Regions from separate parts of the Homo sapiens genome. Here region 2 is linked to region 1. The links are chromatin loops, found by intact Hi-C in ENCODE. Cell type or tissue: CD14-positive monocyte. All regions are shown on one strand. Links, peaks and the distances in the headings refer to the core of each region. The heading gives the core; the rest is flanking DNA.

Region 1 (11,782 bases), core at 1,795-9,794:
TCAGAATAATATCTTGGTATAACCTAAGATCAAAGAACTAATAAGTGCTGAGATTCACACCCAGGTCTCTCTGCCTCCATAGCCCCTGCTTTTATGCCATAGGCAGTTTTCTGTTTTGTTTCATTTTGTTTTGTTTTTTTAACCAGGCATTTATCAGGGCCTACGGCTTGGGGCACTATATTGGGCTCTTATCGAGACAAAGAGAAAATGAGCTTTCAGTCTGATAACTTTGGTCTGAAATATGTGACTCTGACTTCACCCGGCTTTCCCATATTTGCAAACATAGCTTCAGAGAGAAGAAATATTTGAATCAGATGGAGACAGGGCTGGACTGGATTTGGAAATGCCAAGCAGAGGAGCAGGGGCCTGCCTGGCTAAAGGCTTCAGAGGGTCCAGGAAGCTGTGAGTCACAGGGGGCTTGAAGAGGAGAGGGTATGCTGAAAAATGAGATTGGCTAGGTGCTTTAGGGCCAGACCATGAACAACTTTAATTAGATCTCACTCCAGTTCAGCTGAAGATTAGTCAGTCTGAAGTCCCTGAGGAGGTATTGGGTACACTGGAAGAGGGATGGAAACAAGTCTAAATTAGAAATTCACTAGGAATAAGCAAGAAATGACTCCAGCATCCTCAAGGCTTAATAGAACTCAGATGGTTCTCAAGGTACCAGCCTCCTGAACAGGAAAAGATCTACTACTTAAAATGAGAACTTGGTTTATTTTAGTTTGTAAAGGTGCGAAGCATGCTAATGGGATAACTTAGGGCAGCTGAGATTTTCTGAAGGTTTGAGTAGTTAGAGGAGGTGAGCATGGCCTAGGGCCAAGAGTGTAGCTTTGGAGTTAGCCAGGTGTGAATGCAAAAATCCTCAGTCTGCCATCTCCTCCCTGTTTGAACTTGCGCAGTTTCCTTCCAGCTCTCTGTGCCTCCATATCTTCAGTGAGAATATGGAGTAAATCATAGGAACTTCATGTTATTTTTGTGAAATTATAAATGTAAGCTCCTTAGCAATGTGCCTGCGCCAAGCTAGCAGTTGTTAAATCATAACTGACAATTAGCTAACGTTAACAACTTCTGCTAAAGAGAGGAAGACTAGGTATCTATTAAACAGACACTTGGTGCCACGTGCTGTGAAGGCATTACTTTATTTAATCCTCAGAGCAGTTTTTCTAAGGAGGTATTATCCTCCCAACTTAGCCTTCTAAGTAACTGAAGTTCGAGAAAGCTATGCTATACCTAATCATTTTTTAAAATCTGATTTTAGTCATTTATAATCCTGAGCCAGATTGTCTTGGGTTCAACTCCTGGCTCTGATACTTTTAACTTTGTTCCTTAATGTAGTAACTTTGTGTCTTAAACTATCTGCCACTTTGTATTCTCTTTTATAAACTGTAAACCCTTCTTCTCACAGTCCTTGTAAAGTATATTAAAGTAATACATAATTTAACCAGCCCACAGTGACCATTCAAAAACGTGGTGTTACCCTTGTGGTAAATTCACATAGCTGTGAGATGATGGAGCTGGAATCTGAACCCATGTCCAAAGCCCAGGCTCTTCCCTCCAAATCACATGATGGGAAATAACCCCAGTGTGTAACCCTACAATGGTAGACTAGATGGCTTCCAAGAATGGGGGAGTTTCCCAAAAGGGCCTAGCTGCTCTCCAAAAGTCTTTCTAAACCTAGCTAAGTCCCTCAAAGTCTTACCACTAGTTTTGCTTCATTGGATTAAAGCTCAATTAAAAACCAAATGTTGCACTAGGGATGTAAAGTAAGCCCATTATTTCTTGCTAAAGTGTTACAGTCCTACTTTCATGTAAGATGGCTATCACCAAGCAGAAAGCAAGATGCAGGTAGTGTAAAACTAAAGACATGTGAGTTTCAGTGAAATAAAAAGAAAAGTCTACAATTAAGAGTTCCACCAAGACATGGGAGTGGGCTCCCACAGTTAGGTAGCACAGAGTAAGAGAAAGAATACCACGCTATGAATTTTAAAACTTGGACAAATAAGGGGACTTACTCTAGCTCACTATATGACCTCAGCCAAATCTCTTCCCTCCTCTGAGCCTCAGTTTACCCTTCTGTAGCAAAGGGCTGATATCGAATGTTTCTAAGCACATTTCAGCCCTGACAGCCTGAGCTGTTAGGAAAAAAAGGGAAGCCCAGAAATGAATGGGTGAGACAGAGTCCTCCCTGGGACATCTGGAAAAGCCCAAGGAAGAGAGCAGAGCTAGCCTGTGGAGACAAACCATCTGGAGCCAGCAGGGGCCTGAATCTTATCATCTGACTGTGGTTGCCAGGCCACCAATTCCCATTCTGAGGTCTGAGCTCACCCATCCCCCAGATCACCTAAGACCAAAGCTGAACTCAGAAGTATCAACAATATTCTGGACTTGCATTATTCTATTACCTGAGATGAGAAGGCTGCTATCCAGCAGGTCAAGCTGTTTATCCAGAGTCAAACAGCCTGACCTTGAATTCAGATAGAACTTAAAGAAAACATCTGCACTAAATGGCAGAGTTGGCAATGGACTTCAAACTCAACTCTCATCCAGTGCTTCTTTGGTTCCATTAGATGGGCTCCAATTCCTCTAGGACAGTAACTCTTAACCAGGGCTGACTTTGTCCCCACAGGGCAATGTCTGAAGGCATTTTCAGTTGTCACAATAGGAGTGGGGGGAGTTCTACTGGCATCTAATGGGTAGAAGCCAGGGATGATGCCATGCATCCTACAATGCACAGAACAAGTCCCCACAACAAAGAATTATCTGGTCCAAAATGTCAATGGTGTCAAGGGTGGGAAATCCTGCTCTAAGCATACCAAAAGCTCATCCGGTTTTTCAAGTTACCTCAACAGATAGTCTTGTTAATAAATTATTTAACATCCCAGCTAAGAATGAATCACAGGTCCTATAGCTCCTGGTTCTTGAACCTCCCCATCTGACATTTAGATCACACAAAAGGAGCACAGCTTTCTTGTCAGGTGCAAAGACGTTTTGGATTTGGTTTTGGTTTCTATTTTTCTTTTTCAACTTTTATTTTAGAATCAGAGGGTACATGTGCAGGTTTGTTACAAAGGTATATTGCATGATGCTAAGGTGTGAGGTATAACTAAACCCATCACCTAGGAAGTGAACATAGTACCTAATAAGTGGTTTTTCAGCCCTTACTTCCCTTCTCTCTCCCCATTAGCAGTCCCCATTGTCTATTGTTCTCATCTTTCTGTCCATGTGTACCCAATGTTTAGCTCCCACTTGTAAGTGAGAACATGTGATGTTTGATTTTCTGTTTCTGCATTAGTTTTTTTTATTTCTCTTAATGTCAAAGATAAAGTTGCCTTGAGTCACATTTCCACAAATAGGATAATTTACCAGTTGAATTCCTGGAGATTTCAAAATGGGATGAGGGGATGCTGAGCCAGTTTCAAAACTGGTCATGACTGCTTGTTTGTCAGAGTCCATAGCTCCCTGCCTTCATTTCTTCCCACCTCCTTATGCTACTCTTTAAGTCATGCAACACCACCTATCATTCATTTGTGCTACCAACAATGATCATAGCAATGCCTGTTCTGGGGTCTAGGGTTATAGAAAAAGACATACTTGCTTCTCTCAAAAAAAAAATTCTCAGTCTGGTGGGGGAGACAGACACGTCAATGGATGGTTATGGCATACAAGAGTAACTACCTTAGTGGGGAAGCCCTAAGTAGATACAGTCACATGCCACATAAGGATATTTTGGTTAACAACAGACCACATGTATGATGGTGGCCCCATAAGATTATAATGGAGCTGAAAAATTTCTATCACCTAGTGACATCATAGCCATCATAACGTTGTAGCACAATGCATTACTGCCATGTTTATGATGATGCTGGTGTAAACGAACCTACTATGCTGCTAGTCATATAGCACATGCAGTTATGTGCAGTACATAATACTTGATAATGATAAGAAATGACTATGTTATTAGACTATGTGTTTACTATATTATACTTTTTATCATTATTTTCACACGTACTCCCTCTACTGAATTTAAATTAACTGCAAAACAGCCTCAGGAGGTTTTCCAGAAGAAAGCATTAGTATCATAGGAGATGACAGTTCCATGCATGGTATTGTCCCCATAGACCTTCCAATGGGACAGCATGTGAAAATGAAAAACAGGGATATTAATGATTCTGACCCTGTGTAGGCCTAGGCTAATGTGTGTATTTGTGTCTTTAAACAAAAATGTTTTAAAAATAAGAAATTTTAAAAATATTTTAAAATAGAAAAAAGCTTATAGATGAACGATACAAAGAAATAAAATATTTTTATACAGCTGTACAATGTGTTTGTGTTTTAAGCTAGGTGTTTCAAGAGTCAAAAATTTAAAAAATAAAGTTAATAAGTTAACTTTTTAACTCAGTTAAAAAGTTAAAGTTCATAAAGTTAAAAAGTTACTGTTCACTAAGGTTATTATTGAAGAAATAAAATGTTTATGTCAATTTAGTGTAGCCTAAATGTAGAGTGTTTATAAAGTACAGTAGTGTACAGTAATGTCCTAGGCCTTCACATTCACTCACCACTCACACATTGACTCACTCGGAGCAACTTCCATTTCTGCAAACTCCATTCATAGTAAGTGTCCTATACAGCTTTTCCATTTTTAAAATCTTTTATACCATATTTTTACTGGACATTTTCTATGTTTAGATAGACAAAACTTACCACGGCGTTACAACTGCCTAAGTATTCAGTACAGTAGCATGCTGTACAGTGATGTAGCCTAGGAGCAGTAGGCTCTACCATATAGCCTGGGTGTGCCGTAGCTGTGCCATCTGGGTTTGTGTTAAGTACACTCTATGATGTTCACACAACAACGAAATTGCCTAACAACACATTTCTCAGAATGTATTTCCGTCATTAAGGATGCATGACTGTACTTGACCCATGTTGAGGAATCAGAGAAGGCTCCCAAGGGGAAGTGAACTCTAAGCTGAAGCTTAAAAGAGTCATCTAGGCCAAAGTAAAAGTGGCAGAGAAGAGCTCTAGGCTGGACAAAAGTATATTCCGATGGCTGAAGAGAAGAGAGAGCATGGTGCCTTCGAGAAACTGTGAATGGTCCCCTAGGACTGAAACTGAGAAAATTAAGGTGAGAGAGGCCGAAGAGGAGGGTGAAGAGAAGACAGAGCCAGAATGAGAGGGGTTGTATGTGCCAGTTAAGGAGCTAGGCTTTATCTCAGGACAAGGAGGCAGAGACCTGCTCTGATTTCCAGAGGAGAAGGATCGTTCTGGAGGCACGATCAGGATAGATGGTGAGGGCACTGTCAGGATAGATGGTGAGGGCAAGAGGGGAGGCAGGGAGACTAGTTAGAAGGTGTTTTCAGCAGTCCAGCTGAGGGTATGGCAGCCTGGCCCAGGGAAAAGGCAGCAGGGATGAGACATGCAAACAAATGCCAGTGGGGCTGAGTAAGTATGGCGGACGGTGCCTGGCTACTGCTTGGCTATGGAAGTGAGGTGCTGGGAGAAGTCAAGTATGACTCCCAGAGTCCTGCCTTGGGACCACTCTGGTGGTCACTGAGATAGGAGACACAGGGAAGTTGCAAATTGGGGCAACGTGCCTATTTCGGTTCTGGTTATATTGAGTATGAATTTTCCAGCAGCCCACTGTCTATACGGGTATGGGGCTCGGAAGAAAGGCCTCAACACCCAAGGGACAGTGGTACCAAAATGGGGGTAATACACTGTGTCGTGAGGTCTTCAACTACCCCAGGAGAGCTGACACCAAATGGGGGATGGTGGGGAAGGAACAAAAGCAACGTTCACAGAGCTCTCCATTGTCGTTAAGCATATGGTTTAGCGGGAAAAGGACCTGATATGTCCGGTGTCCTGCAGCCTTATTCTATCCTCCAACAGTCTGCATGGCTGGAGTTACTCCCAATTTAACAATGGCAGAAGTGGGGGTCAGCATGGAGACAGTGATAAGCTCATCAGCATGGAGTTGAGATTCCAAGTCAGGTCCACCTGGTCCCAAATCCTGTGCTTTTACTACTTCAACCATTTTGCCTTGGTCTTCAAAAGACCACCTCTGTATTTCAAAATTTTCAGAATGGTGAAGCTTACAGGCTCTGAAGTCAGGAAAACACGGGTACAAATCCCAGCTTCGTGATTTATCAGCAGCTCATCACCCTCGTTTGCAAAGCAAAAGATAATTACTGACTTCACAAGGATGTCATGAGGACTGATTAAGATTAGGACATGGAAATCTCTTAGCACAGTAGCTGGAATAAAGAAGCACTCAATAAAGGTGTTCAGCATTTGGCAATCTCTTGCCAAATTTGTGGTTGTCACAACTCAGGAGAAGGTTGCTACTGGCTTCTAGTAGGCAGAGGCAGGGAAGCTGCTAAACGTCCTACAGTGCACAGATCAACAAAGAATTACTTGGTCTAAAATGCCAGTAGTGCCAAGATTAGATAAGAGGCACACATTTTTTTCCCTTTATTGACACAGGGCCCCACTATGTTGCCTGGCCTCGTCTCAAACCCCTGGGCTCAAGCAATCCTCCTGCCTCAGCCTCCCAAGTAGCTGGGATTACAGGCACATGCCACTGCACCCAGATAGATTAGGAACGATCTAATCTAACTTATTCATTTTACAGAGGAGAAAATGGAAATCCAGAAAGGAAAAGCGGCTTGTGTCTCGAGGAACATTTGGATGGAGAGGAAGAAGACCCTGCAAATTGCAAGCTGGCTGTCTGGAACCTTAACAGTAAAGATGTTTCTGTATCCTTCTTGCTCTTTGTTCAGGGAGAGTTGCTGGGGCAACTATTTTCTAACCTCTTTCAAGGGGAAAGAGGCCAGTCAGTGGTGCCCTGGGTGAGGGCATCCTGGCCCAGTCCTCCTGGTGGTCATACCCCAACCCAGCCACATCTGACCCAATGAAGGGCAGTAATCAAGAACGTGAATTACAGAATGTACCCAGGACTTTATGAGCATCATGTCACTTATTCTTCATAACAAGTAGTTCTGTCATCCTGTTGTAGTCCATGAGGACTCTGAGGCCTAAGGAGGCTCCATGATTTGCCTGGGGTTACACAACAGAGGGACACGTGGAAACCAATGTGCTCCAGAGTTCACATTCACTCCCACCTCTCAAGACTGTCCAGTGAGACCCCAGCCTGGGCCTCCAAAACCCTCATTTCTTCTACGCTTATAGGAGAAATCTGAGCAGGCTTCATCTGAACACAGGGTTTGAGTCACTGAAGTCCCACTTAGCCATGATCATCAAAACACACATTTCAATGGAATAGCCCACTCCCCAGATACACAAAAACCATGGATCTGGGTGGATTCTCAGCCCTCTTGTTTTCCTGGAGACCAGAGACAGGGGAGTGAACAGCCTGAAGTCACATAGCAAGTTCGTGATGGGTCTCCTGACTCCTTGTCTGTTTCATATTTGGAAATAGAAAAGCAAAACTAAAAATGCCAACTCTGAATTATGCCTTTTCAGGAGTGGAGAGGGGGCTGACCTTCAGACAGTTTCCTTCTGATACAAAGACATTTGCATGAAGTGATTCCCCAAAAGATCTTGGAGAAAAGACCTTGGTTTCTTGTCTCCTCCCTTGCTCAGCTAAAGCAAATGAGACTCTGGATTGTTAAAATAGCAACTTAACATGGGTAAGTAAAACTACAGAATGCAAAAAGAAAAGCTGTTTGAAGATCCCAACCCCAAAATGTTTCAATTCTGTAAATCTTTAAGCCAGGACTCAAAGCTCCACTTTCCTTTTTAAAAAAGGAAAGAGGCACACAGTGGTTCCCTGATTTCTCTTTCACAGCAGCCATGTGCCAGCAAGAATGTTTTTGCTTCATTCATTAGTTTATAGCTTATCTCATCCCAAAGTATTTTGACAGTAGTGGGTAGCAGGCAGGAGAAGAAATCAGAGTAATGGGCAAATGAATGTCAGATAATAAGAAAAGCCAGGAAACATCAGTAAACAGCAAGAAACAGTTGTTATAATGAGCTGCCTAGTAGCCAAATCAGTGAGGAAACTCAATCCATTACCAGGCTTACGCTGCCCATAAGAGAAAAAATATATATCTGATGATCAGAAGAAAAACAGATTTTCTTTGACATGATGTGAAAAATAAACCTTTATTGTTTAAGACACTGAGTGAGATTTGGGGGGCTTGTCTATTGCAGCAACCAGCACTAATTACCCTGACCAATCCCCACTGCTTTACCTCCCCCAGCCTTCCACAGATACTCAGTGTCTGTTGAATGAAGAACTGAGCACCAACTCCACATCAGGCTCTCTGATTGCCAGGTGACGTCCTATAATCTTGCTATGAGATTGGGATGTTGTGCCTTTTATTCCCTAGACAAGGGAATAAATGCCTTGGTCATGTAGATATTTTAGACTAGATAACTCATTGTCGTGGGGGGACTGTCCCCTGCATTGTAGAATGTTTCATGGCAATCCTGCCTTCAGCCCACTAGTTGTCAATATCACCACCACCTTTAGTTGTGACAACCAAAAATGCCCTCCGCTATTAACAAAAGTTCCTGCGGCCAAAAGTGCCCCCAGTTGAGAGTCACTGCCCTAGGCCTATGATCTGTAAGGACATTTTCTACATCCTTCTCTGCCAACAACCCCTACACCCCACTACACACACTACATATCCAAGATACAAAGATGGAACAGGACGGGACAGCCACAACAAACACACGTGGTGGAAAGAATGGGACACACACAGGAGTCACAGATCCAGAGCTGCTCTGAAATCCTGCCAGGCAGATGTCCTGAAGGCTCCAGCTCTAGGTGAGGGGCTGTGAATCTTCTCTCAAGGAAGCTGAGCCTTGTCCATTGTTCTCATGACCACTGGCTCCACTCTTTGGTTGGGGGTTGGGGGGGTTTCTCTTCCCACAACACTCCTTGGAGTTTAAATAGTTTCCTTAATCCACTTTCTGTTCATGGGAGGCTGGCATCCCAGGGATTGCTTTAAATCTCAAAGATTGTCCAGCCCAGACTTGAGGCTTCTTTGGTGTTGCATTTCACTCAATAACTTAATAGGCTTCTGATGTATTTGCCAGTGAACACAGGCAAAGTTCTTTTTAAGATACACTTCCTAAATCTGCCTTTTCCTTTTCTTTTTCATCACCTTGTTTCTCTCTCTCTTCACCTAATAGCAGCTACCTTGAGGCTACATGGAAAAATCAATGAGAAGACCACACTTCTAATTTGATCTTTGACCTGAGTCATTTCCCAAACAGGAGATTTTACTGGGCCCTTGCCACGTAAATCCCTTTTAAATTCCATCTCATATTGTGTGGAACCTAGAAATAGTCTGCTGTTTCAACTCCAAGGCCCCATCTTTCTGGGCTCTATTATTCTGAATTTCTGCTTGCAACTCATCTAACAATTTCTTGAGCTTGTGTAATACTCCTAATACCTTGCCAAATACAGCTATGCTACCATAACACTATTTTCCTACTTCTTGCTCTGAAATGATGAGTTCAATGAGCACTGTTTGCCCGTCTAGTCATCACAGGTGACAACTTTCCAAAACTTTGCCCCTGCATAACCTGATCTCCATCTTTCCAGTCTACAGTTCAGTTTCCAATCAACTGTCTCTTGACCACTAAGCTAAAGTCATTTCTATTATCCTTCTTTTTAATGAAGCACCCTCACTACCAGTATCAATTTCTGCATTAGACTAATTGGCACTAGCTGCTAATACAGACAAATCCTGAAAATTTCAGTGGATTAATACAATAAAAGTTTATTACTCACTCATTCAAAATCCAATGAAGGTAAGGAAGACCTTTTTCATCTTGGAGCTACAGAAAAGAAAATTGCTTCTAGAACTTAAGCAATAAAGGATGAGATTGTTTAAAAGGCTTCGAGGGATAAAGGCCCACTTAACGTGGGTAGAGAGATCAGATTAAAGGTGTGCTTGTTCTCTCTTCATGGCATTGGTAAACTCAGTGGACACGTATTGTATATGGTACAGCTCTAAGACAGAGGAGGACCATTCATGAGTATGGTCACCCGGTGCCCCGTGAGCATCACCTCCCTCCAAGTGGCTTGTTCTGTACTGGCTCCCAAATATTAAGAGAAACATCAATAAGCTTGGGAGCCTCCATGAACAGGGGAGTAGTTTCTATAGAGAGCTAGAAACTGTGGGATGGGAGAAACCAATTGTAGTAGACTATTACTGTTCACAAATATTTGCTGTCCTTTCCTAAGAGCAAATTTCCCTTCCCCACCTCATTGGCATGGCCAGTGTCACATGAGTGAAGGTGATATGTTTCAGTTCTGGTAGAAACTTTCAGAAACAGGGTATGAAGACTCGTGTTCTCTTTTTCTTCAATCACCATGATCAGCAATGTTTTAGATAGAGTCTACTTGATCAACATGAGTCCTGGGGTGAATATGGGTTAGAGCAGAGTAAAGTTGTTTTAGCCTGTGATGAATACATAGTGTGAGCAGGAAATTAACCTTTGCTCCTGAGAGCTCCTGAGATCTTGGAGTTGTTTGTTTCTACAGCATAACCTAGCTTGTCTTGACTAATAACACCAGTGAAGGAAATGCAGGAGATTGTCCCAAAGAAGAAAGAACATAGTTGGGAACAAGGTTGTTGTTGTCATCAACAACCTGAAAAGCCAAGAGAAAAACCAACACTAGATTTGCACATGTGTTGCTCCCAAACTGTGGAAATCACAGGGAGGTAGCTCAGTTTAAGGAATAATGTTCTGGAAGAGTAATGAGCAACTGGTGATTGGAGTTAATTGCAGAGGAGCAAGCAGCAGTCTGAGATAAGAGAATGGGAGATGGCTCCAAGGCCTCTCTCTTCCAGTGCTAAGATGCTGTCATTACATGGAAAATCTGTATTAAAGGTAGCCTTTGGCCCAGGAGTTTCCACATGTCAGGGAGTGCTGTGGTCTGAAGGTCTGTGTCCCCCACCAAAAAAAAAAAAAATTGATATCTTGAGGCTTAATCCCAAATGCAATAGTATTAAAAGGTGGGGCCTTCTAGAGGTGATTAGGTCATGAGGGCAGAACCTTTGGGATTAGTGTTTTTATAAAAGAGTCCTGAGGGAGCTGGTTTGTCCCTTCCTCCGTGTAAGGATGCAACAAGAAGTCACCATCTTTGAAACAGAGAGTGAGCCTTCACCAGACACTGAATCTGCTGGTGCCTTGATCTTGGACTTCCCAGCCTCCAGAACTAAGACCAATAAATTTCTATTATTTATAAATTACCCAGTTTAATGTATTTTGCTATAGCAACCGTAACAGACTAAGACAGTGAGGAAGGCACAGAGACTTAGGACCATTCAGTATCTCAGCTAAGCCAAAAGACCCATCCTCCTGGGGAGGCCCCAAGGCCCAGAATGCAGTCCTTCTCAGGAAGTTTCACTGTGTTTTCTCCATTAAACACAGCTATGCATTGGGCATGTGTGTCATTGGACCCCTTCCTCTTTCTATCTCTGTCCTTTTCTCCCTGTCTCTGATTCTCTCTATACCGGTTTCCTTTTGTCCCTGGACCTCTGGCTTGTTATCCTCCTCTGTGTCTCTGGGTTACTGTATTTGTATTTCTTTTGCCTTTGTATATTCCTGCCTCCATCTCAGTCTGTCTTTCTGTTTCTGTGAGTCTTTTCACCTCTTTCGCAACCCTCACTCTATCTCTCCCTTATACGTGTTGCCTCCATCAATAAATCAGTCAGACACTTTTTTATGAAAAATGCACCCCTAGGAAACTGGTCCTTGAGCGTTTCTCTCTCACCATAGCTGGTACTAAAGCCATTTACGT
Region 2 (11,782 bases), core at 2,073-10,072, 61 kb before region 1:
AGTAAAACAAATATTAAGGCAGATAGGAAATTAAAATATCAACTTCATGACTATGAAAGGTTAAGTTGGAGGATGCAGCTTAGCTTCAGAGCCAGAAAGACCAGCTCTGCTAGCTGAATCTCAGATCTAGGTAGGCTTGCCTGTCATAGCATCACTGAATCCTGGGCAAGTACAGGGGATTCCTAAGAGAAAGATAAAGAGAGCAGTTGAAAGGAACATGCCTGCTCTTTTCCTCCCAGATTTATGAAGCAGATAAGTTATTCCACCATCCCTGTGACAAAGTGAACAAAAGCAAAGAAAGACATGGAGTTAAACTAACTGAGCTTCCTTCATGTGAAAGAAACTGCTAGAAAACAGAAGAAGTGTTTCTCGTCAACAGTCATCCCTCTTTAAATAGTTTATACTAAGAAACAAAAGAACCATATATGTTAAAAACCTACACTAAAATCATACTCAGTGGTGAAATATAGAAGGTTTTCCCTCTGGTTAGGAACAAGATAAAAATGTCCGTTAGCATCAATCCTATTCAACATTGAACTGGAGGTCCTAGCCAGAGAAATAAAGAAAAAGAAATAAATTATATAAAGATAAATGAAGTGACACTTGTATATTAACAGATGGTACAAATATTATAGTTAAAAAATTATAATACAAAAGATTTATAAACAAATGAATTTAGCAAAGTTGCTAGATATGAAGTAAATATACAAAAATCAATTCCGTTTCTTTTTTCACTTTTATTTTAGTTTCAGAGGTACATGTGCAGGTTTTTTATGCAGGTAAATTGCATGTCATGAGGGTTTGGTGCAAAGATCGTTTTATCACCCAGGTACTAGGCAAAGGTAGTTTTTAGATCCTCACTCTCCTCCCACCCTCCACCTTCAAGTAGGCCCCAGTGCCCATTGTTCCCTTTTTTTGTGTCAATGTGGACTCAATGTTTAGCTCCTACTTATAAGTAAAAATTTGTGGTATTTCGTTTTCTGTTCCTGTGTTATTTGCTTAATTCTATTTCTTATACTATCAACAAACAACTAGAAAATAAAATTTAGAAAAATAAACCATTTACAATAGCACTCAAAAATATCACATACCTAGGAATATATCTGATGAAAAATGTAAAACCCTCTACACTGAAAATTATACAATATTGCTGAGAGAAAGTAGAGACCTAGTGGAGAGAGATGGCACACACATGAGTTGGAAGATTAAATATAAAATAATGTAAATCCTCCCCAAATTGATCCATGGAATCAATGTTATCACAGTTAAAATCACTACAGGTTTTTTTGTATGGAAAATGACAAAATGTTTGTAAAATCTATTTGGAAATACAAAGAACCTAGGATAGCCAAAATAGGTTTGAAGAAAATGAGCAAATTGCAAGTCTTACTGTTATAGTAGGTAGCTCATCAGGCATAAGCAGGGTAGAAGAGGGCTCTCTCCGACTTCACACTCCCCCCCCACCTCCTGTCACACACATCAGGAATGTCAGGTGACAATCAGGTAATGGTCAGTAATGGTCAGGCCGTTGTTAACTGTCTCTCTAAAATAATAATTGGTCACAGCCAGTGCCAGGGAAAGGCCATCTCCTGCTACATAGAAAACACCTGAAACTAGTGATCAGCAGCTTCCTGGAGTTGGGAAAGTGGACTCAAGCATGTGCATGCAGACAGCCCAACCCAAGGGAAGAATCAAAGGAGAAGTGACGCAAGACCCCGGAAGTATGCCAACATATAAAGCCAAAGTTAAACATAAAACCAAAGTATGCCAAAGTAAAACAACGTCAAAAAGTCAAACCGCACACTTGTCTTTCAAGTCGCCCGCTTGGTCCTCTTCCAAGTGTACTGTCTTTCCTTCCTTTCATTCCTGCTCTAAAGTTTCTTAATAAACTTTTACTCTTGCTCTAAAACTTTCCTCAGTCTCTCCTGCCTTGTGCTCCTCTGTTGAATTCTTTCTTCTGAGGAGGCAAGAATTGAGGATTCTATAGACCTACATGGGTTCACTGCCAGTAACATTACTATCAGATGTCAACTTAACTATATAGCAAAGGTAATCAAAATACTGTGGGTGTTAGCATAAGAATAGAAAATATAGTCAATGGAATAAATCAACACAGGTATTATCATCTGAATTGTGACAAAAGTCTCAGTGTAGAAACAATGCCCTTTTTAATAAATGCTGTTGGAATAATTATATCTGTAAAACAAATCAACTTTGACTCCCCCACCTTACACCATACATAAAAATTAATTTGAGATAGATTACAGATATAAATGTAAACAGCATGACAATAAAGCTTCTGAGATAAAGTATAGGAGAGTACTTTCATAATATTGAAATAGATAAAATATTTTATACAGAATATGAAAGACACAAACCATAAAAGTAATGAAATGCTATTCACTACAATTAAGACCTTCTGCTCATCAAAGGACACCATTATGAAAGTGAGTAGAAAAGCCACAGATTGGAAAAAACTTTGCTCTGTGACAAAGGAGTCATATTCACAATATTATGTATAAAAATTCCTATAAATCAATTAAAAAGACAAATCAACCTAATTTTAAAATGAGCAAAACAATTGAATAGGACTTCAAAAAACACACTATCCATATGTCCAGTAGCTAATGATTCCCTGATGGTATCATTAGTCATCAGGGAAATGCAAATTAAAGCCATATAACCACCAAATTAAAACTACTACACACCCACCAAGTTACTAAAATTGAGATGACTGACAATATCAAGTGTTGGTGAGGAAGTGAAGCAACTGGAAACCTCATATATTGCTGGAGGAAGTGAAAGTGTTACAATCATTTTGGAAACCTGTTTGGCAATACCTACTAAAGCTAAACATATGCTTGCCTTATGATCCAACCATGCTACTCCGAGGCATATTTGTAGAAGTGAGGTCATATGTCAACAAAAAAGATGGGTAGAATAATATTTGTAGCTTCTGAGCAAAACAACTGTCTCTGAATATTACCTTACTTTGGAAGGTATTGGCATACATTTGAATTAAAGTCAGAATTTTTCAAAATAAGCCCTAATTTAAAAGACTATTCTATATTCAAAGTAAAACAATATTAATAGAACTTTCCTTTGCAAAAACAATAAAGGAAACAAGGCATTTTGTAAAATGTGGTCCTGAACAAGTCACAGTAAAAAATAAATGTATACTTAACTTCCACCTCTTCAAAACAGAGGCTACTTTCTGTTCCTCAGCCTTGGAAACAAGGTGAAGAACAGCCTGTATGCAACTTCAGACAGGGGGTTACCAAAACAAAGCTGAAGCAGTTGACCATGGACACCTCAAAAGAATTTCGGAGAACCTGACCGAAGGATCCAAATTCTATGTTTTTTGTTTTTGTTTCTGTTTTTGTTTTTTTGAGACGGAGTCTCATCCTGCTGCCCAGGCTGGGGTGCAGTGGCGTGATCTGGGCTCATTGCAACCTCTGCCTCCCGGGGTTCAAGCTATTCTCCTGCCTCAGCCTCGCAAGTAGCTGGGATTACAGGCACGTGCCACCAGGCCCGGCTAATTTTGTTGTATTTTTAGTAGAGATGGGGTTTCACCATATTGGCCAGGGTGGTCTCAAACTCCTGACCTCAAGTGATCCGCCCGCGTCAGACTCCCAAAGTGCTGGGATTACACGTTTGAGCCACCGTGCCAGGCCTAAATTCTATTTTTAATAACTAATACGAAAGTGAAGTGGCTCCTCCCAAGTAGCAGTGCTGCCGGGGCCTGGCCCAGGCCTAGCCCTGAGCTCGACTCTCATGCTCCCAAGCAAACCCTGATGCTCCTGCTCCAAGGTAGACCTTTTCCCTTTAGAGGTTCAGTGTCCAGGGAGCTCTATGATTGTGTGAATGAGGTGAGCGCCAACTCCATGTGAGTATTTTAAGGCTTGGAGTCAAAGTATTTTCCTAACACTCCTAGGCAGAGTCCATGGCCCATCTCCAGTTTGTTCTAATTTCTTACCATGCATCTGTAGCTCTAGGACCGCAGACCTTCATCACAATCGTATCCAATGTCCATCGTAAATTTTTTTTTTTTTTTTTTTTTTGAGACAGAGTCTTGCTCTGTCGCCCAGGCTGGAGTGCAGTGGCACCATCTCGGCTTACTGCAAGCTCCATCTCCCAGGTTCATGCCATTCTCCTGCCTCAGCCTCCTGGGTAGCTGGGACTACAGGTGCCCGCCACCATGCCTGGCTAATTTTTTCATATTTTTAATAGAGATGAGGTTTCACCATGTTAGCCAGGATGGTCTCGATCTCCTGACCTCGTGATACGCCCGCCTTGGCCTCCCAAAGTGCTGGGATTACAGGAGTGAGCCACCGTGCCCGGCCCACCCAAACTTATGATTCATATTCTGTACCTGGAAACAGTCCCTGTATTTAACAATAGCACCTACACATGAAAACAATCCACTGTTACAGCTTATATAGTCACAAAACATTAATGATCTTCTGTAGAACAAGCAAATTTTTTTACCATAATTGTCGTGCATCAAATTCTTGGCTGTCTAGCATTTCTTGGTAAAAAGACATAATTCTAAAACCATTCCTCCATTGATAGACAAGCAGGCTATTCTCAATTTTTTGCTATTTCGACAGTACTACAATCAGCATTCCCCAAAATATAACTTTATGCACCTAAAATACAATGAGAATTTTTTGTAGATTAGATTTCTCAAAGTGGAATTCAGTGTCAGTGGATATGGGCATTTGAAATTGTAACAGATGTCACAAATTATTCTCCACAATTTTGAAACAATTCAGTACCCATCCAGTAGTATATAGTGGAATCCATTTCCCACACCTTCACCAGCAATGGATGCTACCAATCTTTATTACTTTTGCTAATCTAAAGGGAGAAATGGTGTTTTATTGACATTTTATATGGCCTTTTTAAGATAACATAATAATACATTTATGCTGATAATTGCCAACACTAATATGAACTAGACTCTACTAATAATGTCACATTAATTAAATATGTTTAAACACAAGATACTGACCATGCCATAGAGAAAAATTCTGCTTTGAAAAGGGGTTGGAACTGGTTACATTTTGCACAGGAATTCATTTGCCCTAGGAGTACCTGCCCTGTCCACAACCCTTGCTGAGGGAAATAGTTCTGGGTAACTTCCTAAGCATAGAAAGCCACACTCTATATTCACATCATCACGGCCTGACTTTTAGAGAATTTGACCAGAAACAGATTACTCCTAACCAATCCTACAGAATGGCCAGTTACCCATGAGTTAGTCTAGTTTGTAAGCTTGGTTCTACAGTGAAAACATTGAGTAAGGGGACTCACATCTTCATGGTGCTTTGTAACATTCTCTAACCTAACTCTAACCTAACCCAACTCCTGCCCCACAAATCCTCTCACTGTAACCCTCTGGATGCCTGCTCTGGGATCAGCAAACACCCTAAATTTCCACCCTTTTCTTAGTAAGTTCTTTTTACATATTTTGCCTTAGTTGAAATCTGGCTGTTCTCTGAGACAGCATTTCTCCTGTAGCCCTCTCAAAAGGAAGGTTGTTTGTTTTCTCATAACTCACAACCTCATAGTCTTGAGATGGGGTAGCTGTCTGTGCTCTGCATTTCTTCTTCCGTATATACTATCTCTCCCCCTTGCTCTTATAAAACACTCAAGCTCTTGCAAACTCACAGCCTCTCATTGTTGCTATAAACTACTGACATCCCGACCACAACCCCTAATCCTGACAACCTGAACTCTTGGCTCAGTTTTCTGTCCACCCCAACTCCTGTCATTATCATCACTGGTCTCAACATCCAGCACCCTGGTGTTGCCATTCCCATTCCACCTTTTCCTCCACTCTATCTCATCTGCCCACTCCGACAGTCACAGCTTGAATCTTCTCATCAGCAGAAACAATATCACCTGTGAAATGTCAGCTTAAACATCCCACTCCCTGACCACCACCTTCCATCAGTCCAGATCACATGCTGCAGAACAGCCCCACCACTCCCACCACAAATCTTTGACGTCATCCTCCTGTCCCCACAATTTTCTCATGGCTCTCCTGACTTCTCTTCCCTCTTGTTCATCCTAGATTTCATGAATAATCATTTCAGTTACTTCCTGGCAAATCCTACCAACTCATTCACTCATATCCTCCTTCATCATACTTTCCTGCAAACACCAGACATCTTCCTCCTTGAGGCTGACCCCAAGCAGCTGTATGTTGCTAGAGGAAACAATTGCACAACTGAGATGATGGGTTTCTTGTTAATGTGGTGATCCCAAGAATTAGTAGGGCTTTACCACTGCACAGAGAGCTGATCATCTTTCTCTGACAGGATCACCTTCCCACTCCCCAAGGTGAATAACTTCTCTCTCCCACATCTCCTCCTACATATATCATTTCTTTCCTCATACTTAAGAAAAAAACAGAATTCACCAGAAGCAAACTCTGAGCTTCTCACCACCCATGCTCAAGCTTACAATATCTGTACTCACCTTCTCTTCTTTTTAACCTGTTATGGTGGAGGATGTGTCCCCAGGCCTAATGAAGGCCAACTCTCCTCTTGGGCACTGAATTCCATCCCATGAATTCATCCCTGCCTTCTAAAAGACTGTACCTCCTTAGTTATGTTCTCTCCTGGAATAGAGTCAGTCCTTCCTTTCTCCCTACAAAACCACTCCCATCAGCAAGCAAACATGCTCTACTGCCTACCTTTTTGAAAAGGCAAATCTTCACCCCTCCAGTTTCTGTACCATCTCTCTATCCCTTACTCACAGCCAAACTCACCAAGAAATATATCTACACAATATGTGTAAATTCTCACTTCACCTTATTCCTCTTTTACTTACTATGTTATTCTAGAAAATTAAAAAATAGAGAAGGAATTGGATATTTACCTGTGTATTTTTTGATAAATTTTAAAAAGACACACACAAAATGCACAACAGAGGTTGCCACTATGGTGGGCGCAGCAGAATAAAACTAGAAGCATAACACAGAAGAGAACTTCAGCATCATCCTTTTATTCTCAATGATGCTCTCTGCTCTGCCTTCCACCTCCACACCCAGTGGAAACTGATCTTGTTACAATCATCCATCAACAAACCTCATGTTTTCAAATCCAATGGACATCACTTGGTCTTTGTTTTACTCAGCCTCCCAGTGTCTGTCACAGTGCCTAGCACATGCTTTTCTCTGGGCTTGCATATACCACCTCGCTAGGACACCTTTCTTAGTTACCTGGCCATTTCCTCCTCATCTACCTGAACTTAGCGTTCTTGGGAGGATTTTTTCTTCCATTATCTCTTCTATGATCATGGCTTCCAGTGCCATCTATCGGCTGTAACTGCTGCATTAGTCCATTATCACACTGCTAATAAAGACATATCTGTGACTGGGTAATTTATAAAGGACAGACATTTGATTGACTTGCAGTTCAGCATGGCTGGGGAGGCCTCAGGAAACTTACAACTATGGTGGAAGGGAAAGCAAACACATCTTTCTTCACATGGCAGCGGGAAGAGAAGAATGAGCAAAAGGGGGGAAAGCCCCTTATAAAACCACCAAGTCTGGTGAGAATTAACACACTATCATGAGAACAGCAGTGTGGGGGTAAACACCCCCATGATTCAATTAGCTCCCACCAGGTCCCTCCCATGACATATAGGGACTATGGGAACTACAATTCAAGATGAGATTTGGCAAGGGACACATAGCCTAACCATATCAACTGCCAAACTTACATCTCCAGTCCAGATAACTCCTCTGAGCTCCAATCTTCCTAATTCAACTATTTAACACTTTCTGGCAGGGTACAGTGGCTTGTGCCTGTAATCCCAGCACTTTGGGAGGCTGAGGTGGGAGGACCACTTGAGGTGAGGAGTTCGAGACCAGCCTAGCCAACATAGTGAAACCCTGTCTCTACCAAAAATACAAAGCCAACATAGTGAAACCCTGTCTCTACCAAAAATACAAAAATTAACCAGGTATGTTGGTGTGCACCTGTAGTCCCAGTTACTCAGGAGGAAAAGTCATGAGGATTGCTTGAACCCAGCGGGCAGAGGTTGCAGTGAGCCAAGTTTGCAGCGCTGCACTCCAGCCTGGGCAACAGAGCAAGACTCTGTCAAAAAAAAACTATTTAACATTTTTTTCTGATATTGCCAATTTTAAATGCCCAAAACTCATTATTTTAACATCTTCCCCCACTTACCTCGGTTCTTCTGGGTTTCTGCAGTAACTTTTATCACCATCGATTCAGTTGATCAAACCAGAAATCTCCCTTTCACTAATATCCAGCATCTAGGCAACCAGTAAGTGGCTTGTACTACCTAATATGCTGTCTCATTTTTCCTCTCTTGAATCATCTCTACTGCTAACACTGTAATCCACACCATCATTCTCACCTGTATTGCTGGAATAGGCTCCCACCTGTTCTTATCTCTTTCTTGCTGCCTCCTCCCTCACCCCTGGTGTATTTTTGACACACCAAGAAGAATCATCTTAAAATAAAAAATTGGATTATGTTGGTTTATTGGTTGGTCTTGCTTTCTCTTCCTCTCTCTCTCTCCTCCTCTCTTCTCTATTCTCTCTTACATACTCTAGGACCCACAACTCTCTCACTATATCTGGAATCCCCAGAACCTAGCTCAACATTGACACTTAAGAGGAGGACTTTAAATATTAGTTAAATGAATCATTGAAGTGGACAAATTAGGGTATCCTACGATCATTTAAAATCCAGAAACAAAGGGCTAAGAAATCAGTAAGAGAGCCAGAAACCAATGCACATGAGTAAAGAAAGCTAAAATAACAGCCAAGGAGGAGTAGACAATATGAAAAATAGAGAAAATTATTAGAATTGAAAAGTGTTTGACTTAGTATCTGAGCCTTAAAGAGAAATTGTTGCTGGTAGCTGAGACAGTTGCAGTACTCATGTAGTGTTCTGGAAAGGCCTTGAAGCTTCCAGTGACCCCATATGATCTAGTCTTTTGAGGTATATTTGTTTGATATTCTATTCCTCCTTATTGCTATGTTTATCTTTACAGCAGGCTGAAGGATATTCTGAGTTCCTTGGTATATCAGTTGTCTACCCAAACAACACTCTAATGTTGATTATCTCCTGAGTTGACTGGGAGGGTCTCTATTCTTACAACTGGAAAAATGACAGATTAGGAGTCTGTATGATCCCTCCCAGGGCTGGTATTCTGTCTTGTTCATCATAGCTCTGTTTCTGGTGCTGGCACACACTAGGAACCTGAAAAATGTGTGTTGAAATGAATTCAACAGATCAGAGCTCTCTAATGAATTGAAATTTTTTTGGACTTTTTATGGCTTTCCCCTTTCTTTTAGCAGAAAAAGAGAATCAATTCTAGTGAAGTCCATTTCACGGCTAATGAAGCTTTAGCTGCCATGTGTCCAAGTGTGAAGACAGTATTAGAATATGATATGGTTTGGCGGTGTCCCCACCCAAATCTGATCTTGAATTGTAGTTCCCATCATCCCCATGTGTCATGGGAGAGACCAGATAGAGATAATTGAATCATGGGGGCAGTTTTCCTCACCCTGTTCTCATGATAATTGCTTCTCAAAAGATCTGATGGTCTTATAGGGGGCTTCCCCCTTCTGTGGGCACTCACTTTTCTCTCCTGCTGCCATGTGAAGAAGGACTTGTTTGCTTCCCCTTCCACCATGATTGTAAGTTTCCTGAGGTCTCCCTAGCCTTGTAGAACTGTAAGTCAATTAAACCTCTTTCCTTTATAAATTACCCAGTCTGGGGCAGCTCTTTATAGCAGCATGAGGAATGAACTAATACAGTAAATTGGTACTGGGTAATGGGGCACTGCTGTAAAGATACCCAAAAATGCAGAAGCGACTTTGGAACTGGGTACCAGGTAGAGGGTGGAACAGTTTGGAGGGCTCAGAAGAAGACAGGAAAATGTGAGAAAGTTTGGAATTTCCTAGAGACTTGGAGGGCTCAGAAGACAGGAAGATGTGGCAAAGTTTGGGACTCCTAGAGACTTGTTGAGTGGCTTTGACCAAAATGCTGATAATGATATAGACAATGAAGTCCAGGCTGAGGTGGTCTCATAGAGAGATAAGGAACTTGTTGGGAACTGGAGTAAATGTCACTCTTGCTATACAAAGAGGATGCTGGCATTTTGCCTCTGCCCTAAAAATCTGTGAAACTTTGATCTTGAGATAAATGACTTCAGGTATCTGGCAGAAGAAAGTTTTAAGCAGCAAAGCATTCAAGAGGAAGCCGAGCATAAAAGTTTGGAAAATTTGCAGCCTGACAATGCAATAGAAAACTAAACCCCATTTTCTGGGGATAAATTCAAGCCTGCAACAGAAATTTGCATAAGTAACAAGGAGCCGAATGTTAATCCCCAAGACAATGGGGAAAATGTCTCCTGGCCATGTCAGAGGCCTTCACGGCAACCCCTACCATTCACAGACCCAGAGGTTTAGGAGGAAAAAATGGTTCTGTGGGCCAGGCCCAGGGCCCCACTCCTGTGTGCAGCCTAGGGACGTGATGCCCTGTGTCCTAGACGCTGCAGCCATAGTCAAAAGGAGCCACAGTACAGCTCAGACCATGGCTTCAGAGGGTGTAAGCCCCAAGCCTTGGCTGCTTCTATGTGGTGTTGATCCTGCAGGAGCACAGAAGTCAAGAATTGAGATTTTTGGAACCTCCACCTAGATTTCAGAGGATGTATGGAAGTACTTGGATGTCCAGACAGAATTTTGATGCAGGGGCAGAGCCCTCATGGCGAACCTCTGTTAGGGCAGTGTAAAAGGGAAACATGGGGTCAGAGCCCCTACACAGAGTCCCCACTGGGGCACTGCTTGGTGGAGTTATAAGAAGAAGGCCACCATCCTCAAGACCCCAGAATGGTAGATCCACTGATAGCTTGCAACACATACCTAGAAAAGCCACAGATACTCAATGCTAGCCTATGAAAGCAGCTGAGATGGGGGCTGTACCCTGCAAAGACACAGGGGTGGAGCTGCCCAAGGCCATGGGAGCTTACCTCTTGCATCAGCGTAACCTTGATGTGAGACATGAAGTCAAAGGAGATCATTTTGGAACTTTAAGGTTTAGTGATGGCCCTATTGGATTTTGGACTTGTATAGGGCCTGTGGCTCCCTTTTTTGGCCAATTTCTCCCATTTGGAATGTGTGTATTTACTCAATGCCTGTACCCCCATTGTATCTGGGAAGTAACTAACTTGCTTTTGATTTTACAGGCTCATAGGTGGAAGGGACTTGCATTGTCTCAGATGAGACTTTGGACTTGGACTTTTGAGTTAATGCCAGAATGAGTTAAGACTTTGGGGGACTGTTGGAAGAGCATGATTGTGTTTTTAATTGTGAGGACATGGGATTTGGGAAGAGTCAGAGGTAGAATGATATAGTTTGGCTGTGTCCCCACCCAAATCTCATCTTGAATTATAGTTTCCATCATCCCCACGTGTCGTGGGAGGGACCAGGTAGAAATAATTGAATCATCGGGGTTGTTTCCCCCATTCTGTTCTCATGACAGTGAGTGAGTTCTCACAAGATCTAGTAGTTTCATAAGGGGCTTCCCCCTTCACTGGGCACTCACTTTTCTATCCTGCAGCCATGTGAAGAAGGACATGTTTGCTTCCCCTTCCACCATGATTGTAAGTTTTCTGAGCCCACCCCAGCCCTGCAGAACTAGGAGTCAATTAAACCTCTTTCCTTTATAAATTACCCAGTCTTAGGTAGTTATTTATAGCAGCATGAGAATGGACTGATACAGAGTATTACTTG

Evidence for each region. Peaks named below come from ENCODE experiments on the same cell type or tissue, not always from the same donor. Only the 100,000 strongest peaks of a DNase experiment are listed, where the experiment ranks them.
Region 2: a loop joins it to region 1, with 1.9 times the contacts of the local background. A loop is called at or near these places in 3 of 110 quality-filtered maps.

What each region holds. Positions count from the first base shown.
Region 1 is chr9:114,814,086-114,825,867 of GRCh38, reverse strand. No RefSeq gene overlaps it. Among named protein-coding and RNA genes, the nearest start is that of TNFSF15, 14 kb to the right of the region's middle. In CD14-positive monocyte, for the core only: no CTCF peak of the experiment used is centred there; a DNase peak (open chromatin) is centred at 4,897; H3K4me3 peaks cover 387 bases; H3K27ac peaks cover 1,405 bases.
Region 2 is chr9:114,874,917-114,886,698 of GRCh38, reverse strand. No RefSeq gene overlaps it. Among named protein-coding and RNA genes, the nearest start is that of TNFSF8, 50 kb to the left of the region's middle. RefSeq lists a silencer at 6,076-6,370. In CD14-positive monocyte, for the core only: no CTCF peak of the experiment used is centred there; DNase peaks (open chromatin) are centred at 2,808 and 6,158; H3K4me3 peaks cover 259 bases; H3K27ac peaks cover 2,870 bases.